2 separate regions of the Homo sapiens genome follow, and region 1 is linked to region 2. Evidence: chromatin loops called from intact Hi-C (ENCODE). Cell type or tissue: A673. All regions are shown on one strand. Each heading gives the region's core, and the rest is flanking DNA. Links, peaks and the distances in the headings are about the cores only.

The links. Peaks named below come from ENCODE experiments on the same cell type or tissue, not always from the same donor. Only the 100,000 strongest peaks of a DNase experiment are listed, where the experiment ranks them.
Region 1: it touches region 2 in a loop (2.9-fold over the local background); 57 of 110 quality-filtered maps call a loop at or near these places.

What each region holds. Positions count from the first base shown.
Region 1 is chr7:104,917,380-104,920,294 of GRCh38, forward strand. The region is part of intron 2 of LHFPL3-AS2 (LHFPL3 antisense RNA 2); the gene reads right to left. Among named protein-coding and RNA genes, the nearest start is that of LHFPL3-AS2, 7.8 kb to the right of the region's middle. In A673, for the core only: a CTCF peak has its summit at 1,426 (motif pointing left); a DNase peak (open chromatin) is centred at 1,402.
Region 2 is chr7:104,230,216-104,233,130 of GRCh38, forward strand. No RefSeq gene overlaps it. Among named protein-coding and RNA genes, the nearest start is that of ORC5, 24 kb to the left of the region's middle. In A673, for the core only: a CTCF peak has its summit at 1,377 (motif pointing right); a DNase peak (open chromatin) is centred at 1,416; H3K27me3 peaks cover 961 bases.

The DNA.
Region 1 (2,915 bases), core at 272-2,771, 690 kb after region 2:
GCCACTGCACTCCAGCCTCTGTGACAGAGTGAGACTCTGTCTCAAAAAAGAAAAAAAAAAAAAGAGACTGTGGATGAAGACCAACTGGGGTCAGGGAATGAAAAGGAGGACAAAGATGATGCTTGGGTTTCCAGTCTACATTATTAGAAGATGGGGGGTGGGTGGAGGGCAACCACTTACTGGAGTGAGGGAAAGCAGGGGTTTGGATGGAGCCGCGTGATGAAAGCACTAATAGTCAATATTCTGATAGCACCGTGGAGTGTACAGGTGCCTTCGTGTCCATTATCTCATTTGCCCTCATAACTACCCTGTGAGGTATTATTATGCCCACTTTACAAATGAGGAATCCGAGGCTCAAAGAGGCTGAGTGATGCCCTTCATTAGGTCTTGACCCCAGCTGTTCTCACTCCTTGTTTTGACAATGGCTTTTCGGATACACTTTGGCTCTTGCTGTTCAGTGTGAAAAGATGTCAGCTTATGTTTGCCTTTCACAAGTCATGTCCCGAAAACTTCAGTTTCTTGGGGGAATTAGCTGGATTCCATTTCTTTGATGCTGGTTCCTTGTGATCCTTCTAGAAGACTAATAACTTATATAAGTCAGCTGGAGGAAAAAAAAAAAGAAAAATCCATTTCTAAATCAGTTTTCCCTTTTGAGAGAATTTGGCATCCAGGTGTAAGTGTATAGCTTCCTCTGAAATGAAACATTAATTCTCTCACCTAGTCAGGAAACAAGTTAGAACATTAAAATTCATCAGATGAGAGCCAAACCCTCGTGAACCAAGGTAAGTAAATGCGTTTACCTCACCCCGTACTACCGGCTACTCCTCTCTCAAAGAAAAAGTTGGGACTCCTCTTCTGACAGGTGAGATCTGTTTCGTTATCCCACCACAAGTCAATAAGTTCAGGGCCTCAGATGTCAAACCAAACTGTGTGTCAATCCTAACTTCCCACATTATTTAAGCACTGGATTTTTCTCTGGCATTAACTGAATGGAACTTCACCTGAGGACAAAATTGGCTGTTACATTTGTAATTATGGAGTAAAGGTTGATTCTTAGCCAAACCAGGCTGGAAAACTGAAAGAATTCAAAAAGTAAGTGTGTAGATGTGACGCTATCTTGCTGATGCAAAGTTTCTCAAGTCAAAACATTTACTTGAAACTTTGGCTTCCTCCAAAGCAATAATTTTTTACATTTTAGGAGCAGCTTTCCTTGTAAAAGCCTTTACACTTGTCAGGCCTTCTGCCTTAACAAAGATTGTGAATTCTCTTCTAGGTGATTAAAATCAATTCTGAATTAAATACAGTTGCCCTGATCATGTCAAAAACGATGCAGCTGCTTTCCTACAGGTTAACTTATCTTGCAGATTTAAAAATCAGTTGTTTTTAAAACTTGGTTTGTACTGCCATCTAGTGATACATTTCATTGACAGTTTCAACATGCTAAATTTATATAGATCCACAGGGTTATCCTTAAGGGCAATGTAGTGCCACATCTATTTTTTCTTTTCTTTTTTTTTTTTTTTTTTTTTTTTGAGATGGAGTCTCGCTCTGTTGCCAGGCTGGAGTTCAGTGGCGCGATCTCGGCTCACTGCAACCTCCACCTCCTGGGTTCAAGCGATTCTCCTACCTCAGCCTCCCGAGTAGCTGGGATTACAGGCGTCCGCCACCATGCCAGGCTAAATTTTTAAATTTTTAGTCGAGACAGGGTTTCACTATGTTGGCCAGGCTTGTCTCAAACTCCTGAGCTCGTGGTCTGCCCGCCTCAGCTTCCCAAAGTGCTGGGATTACAGGCGTGAGCCACCGTGCCCAGCGAGTGCCACATCTTAAATAGAGCATTTACATTTGCAAATATAGAGAGAAGACTACCTCCTATACACAACAAAGTTCCCTCATATACCTTACAGACTAAGAAAAAATTTTTTATCATAAATATTAAAGAGAGCCCAAGCATGGTGGCTCACGCTTGTAATCCCAGCACTTTGGGAGGCCAAGGTGGGAGGATTGCTTGAGCCAGGAGTTCAAGACCAGCTGGGCAATATAGTGAGACCTCATCTCTACAAAATAAAAATTAAAAAATTAACCAGGCATAGTGCGCACCTGTGGTCCCAGATAAACAGGAGGCTGAGGCAGGAGGATAGCTTGAGCCAAGAGATCGAGGCTGCAGTGAGCCGTGTTTTACCCCACTGCACTCTAGCTTGGATGACAGAGTGAGAACCTGTCTCAAAAATAAACAAACAACAAATATATATATATATACACACACACACACACACACACACACACATATATATATACATATATATATGAAAGAGATGTCCCACTAGTATCCTATTAAACCACAGAGACTAGTGGGCTTCTTACATTAGCTTTTTTATTTACATCTTTGATTTTTACCATAATTAAAGCAGTTCATTTCTCCTAGATAAACAAATACAATCCTGGATGTTGAATTTAATGGCCAATCTGTTTGGAAAGGCAGAATTGCATAAAGGTTAAATGCATGGGAACTAGCATGATGCTCTCTGGGTCCAAATCCTAGCTCAGCACCTGCAATCTGTGTGCCCTTAGGTCAGTTATGTAACATCTCCATGCCTCAGTTTTCTAATCTGCAAAATATGGATAATAATCAAACCTACTCATAGAGTAATTTAAGAGACACTATACTTAGCACAGAGGCTAGCACAAAGTAAATGTTCAATAAAACACAACCAGAGCACAGTGAGCCTAATTTGCATAGCCCCGTGGGATGCTGAGATAGCAGGGAAGCTCCGGGTCTCATTCCACCGGAAAATAGATCCTTAGACACAGTAAAGACCAAGATCAGGACTCTGGATGCTAGAATCACCATATGATCCAGCAGTTGCATTTCTGGGTATAAAGGAATTGAACTCAAACAGATAAATATATGCCAATGT
Region 2 (2,915 bases), core at 305-2,804:
ATTTAAAATGGCTACAACATAGCTGTTACATAGAATTCATTTGCATAGGTGCACCGTGATTTATTTATCCAACCACCAACTAAACCTTAAAGTTATTCTCAATTTTTCCTTTTATAAAAATTTCTCTGAATATGTTTGTATATAGATCTTGATGTGTTCAATTATTTTCTTGGGTTAACATCCTAGAATTGGAATTACTAGGACAAAATGTCTATAGAGTTTGAAGACTTTTAATGTATTTACCAAACTGCCTTTCAGTAAGCTGATTCTGAAACTTCTAGATTAAACCAGGGAGACTGGAAAAGGGGTAGGTGGTCAGTAGTGTCACCTGATTCTGGGCAGAAAAAAAATGGACATCCTCTAGAGAGAAGCATCTATGGATGGGAACTCCATAGATTAAGATCAAACAATTGCAGGGCCTACTATTGCTGGAAAAATTGCTGGACTGACCAAAGAGGAGGGGGCAGGCATGCCCTCCCCATTCTTGAACAGTATTGACGTGAGCTTTCCCTGAGCCAGAGGCTGCACCATCTGGAGACAGCATGCCAAATTAGGAAAATCCCTCAATTGAGTGGAGGGGTTGTCAAGGACAGTGATGAGGTCTGGCTCTGGGCCCATTTCCTTGGGTGTTCGTAGGCAGCTGCAGCTGTGGGATAGAGAAAGAAAAAAGCAGAGGACTGATAGAAAAACCCTGACTGGATGCACGAAAGCTTCTGGGGCTGGGTAAACGGGAAAGAAAAAAGCTGGAGCAGTTTTTTTGGGGGACTGGGGGACCTCTTGGAAAGTCAGTGAGGAGGGAAGAAAGCCATGAGGAAGACAATGGGCAAGAAGGTCCTGGGGATGGCGAAATTCGATTCTCCTTAGAGATCAAGGAAATTGTCCTTGCCCTCCAAATCCACAGCCTCCCAGTCCTAGAAGGTGAGTGTGACCCGGCCAGGCCTCACGCTGGCCCCATCCACCCAACCCTGGTGCCGCCCTGCAAACCAGCGCTAGCAGAGAGCCAGAGGATTCCTACCCTGGTCGTGTCTGTTTGGACTGGAGGACACGTGTGGGGCTTGGTCGTCTGCTTCATCCGCCCTCCTTTCCCGCTCCAGGGGGGTCGCTGATGCTCAAAGCAGGGAGCACACTTCTTACCGGACTTAGTTTTTGGTCTTTTGCTAAATCTTGACAGTTCATCACGACTCCCTGCTGATGGCTTCCAGAGTGGAGGGCCAAGTCTGACCGGAATGCCGTCTGAAATGGGAATGAAGGATCGAAATTGTGGGAGAAGTCTCTGCCCGCGACCCCTGTCCCCTGGCCGTAGTCCTGGTCACCCGGGAAAGGACCTCAGCTGATTGCTGAGAGGAAGATTCAGATACTGAAGGTAGCGCTGCAGCTACTCGGCTCTGCCTCTAGATGTCACCCTTGGAGTCAAAATAACAACTGGCTCCCGAGAGCTGCTCACATCACAAGGAAAGGACCCAGAATGTGCCTTGCCCCTCAGGGATTTAACAAACCCCAACTGGTGAATTAGACATATCCGAACCCCAAAATAAAGGACCTGGGGTGCAAGGGGAAGCAAATAACTGCTCACTCTCTCTCCTCCCGTGTCAGGTATGTGAGGAGAGCTGAGGTTAGAGGATGGAATGATGGTACCGCAATGAAAGTAACTGATAGAGATTCCAGGACTCTCTTTTGCCTGGACAATGAACTAGTTTGGGCAGGAGCTACCTTCCACCCGCAACAGGAACGGCTGCAACTTCTTACTGGCCCCAAGACTTCTAAAGTGCTAGGCAGCTGGGTTTCCCAGAAAATTCCTGTAAACAGCTAACATCTAAATTAAGTCAACATCAAAATGAGCATTTCCCTATCACCAAGTAATCTATAGTTGGCCCACTGAAAAGATTATTCTTATGCTCTCTCAATTAAAAAAAAAAGACATGAGAGGAGAGGGGTGCCTCTTCGCCTCAACTTGGCCGCGTGTCCCACAGTGGCATAGCTCTCGACAGGGTAGAGGAAGAACTGGGACCCACAGATTCTTGCTCACTGTGAATGTTGCCCAGCACTGCCTGTTCCTCACCCATGCCATGTGATACTGCAGAATTTACTTTAATCCATCTCACCACACTGCAGAATACCAAAAACAAACAGAAGATCATACAGACAGAGTAAGAGGAAAGTCAGATACCTAACAGGGAACCACAAATAGCAAGTAGACTTCTGACCTCAACAATGAAGATCAGGAGGGGGAGAATAGCTACAAAGTGCTGAGAGAACATATCTAACTCAAATTTTGTATGCAGAAAACCTTCCTCCAAGAATGAGAACAAAATAAATAAATTATTTAATTTGATAAATAGAAACTTAGTTTGTCACCAACAAATTTACACATAAGGAACACGTAAAAGTTAACTTCAAGAAGAAGGAAAATGATATGAAAGGGAAGGTCTAAAATCCAAGAAGCAATGGTGATGAAAGTGGTTTACAGATAAATCTAAAACATTACAAAAATGATGATAATAATAGTGATAATGTCTAATTTGAAGGATTTGAAAAGGGACAGAAGTAAAACATGGGACACAAATGACATGCAGATGGCAGGGAGCTGATAGGAGTCTAAGCATTCCAGAGACTCTCCCATAGGGGAATAGGTTAAGATACAGTATCAACTGTAGACATCAGTACACTTTTTAAAAACATATATTGCTTTATATAAATAAAATCTTACATAAACTTCATAAGGGAAAAAGAGAATGTAAATCTGAAAACTCTAGAAGTATATAAAGTAGAAAGTGGAAATCTCTCCTTATTTCTATACTTTATACTTCCCAGATGAAATATTTTGTTTACATGCATATGTGCACCCATACACACAAGCATAACCTTTTTTTTTTAAACAAAAAGATCACTCTTTATCTTGCTTTTTCACTTAGGAA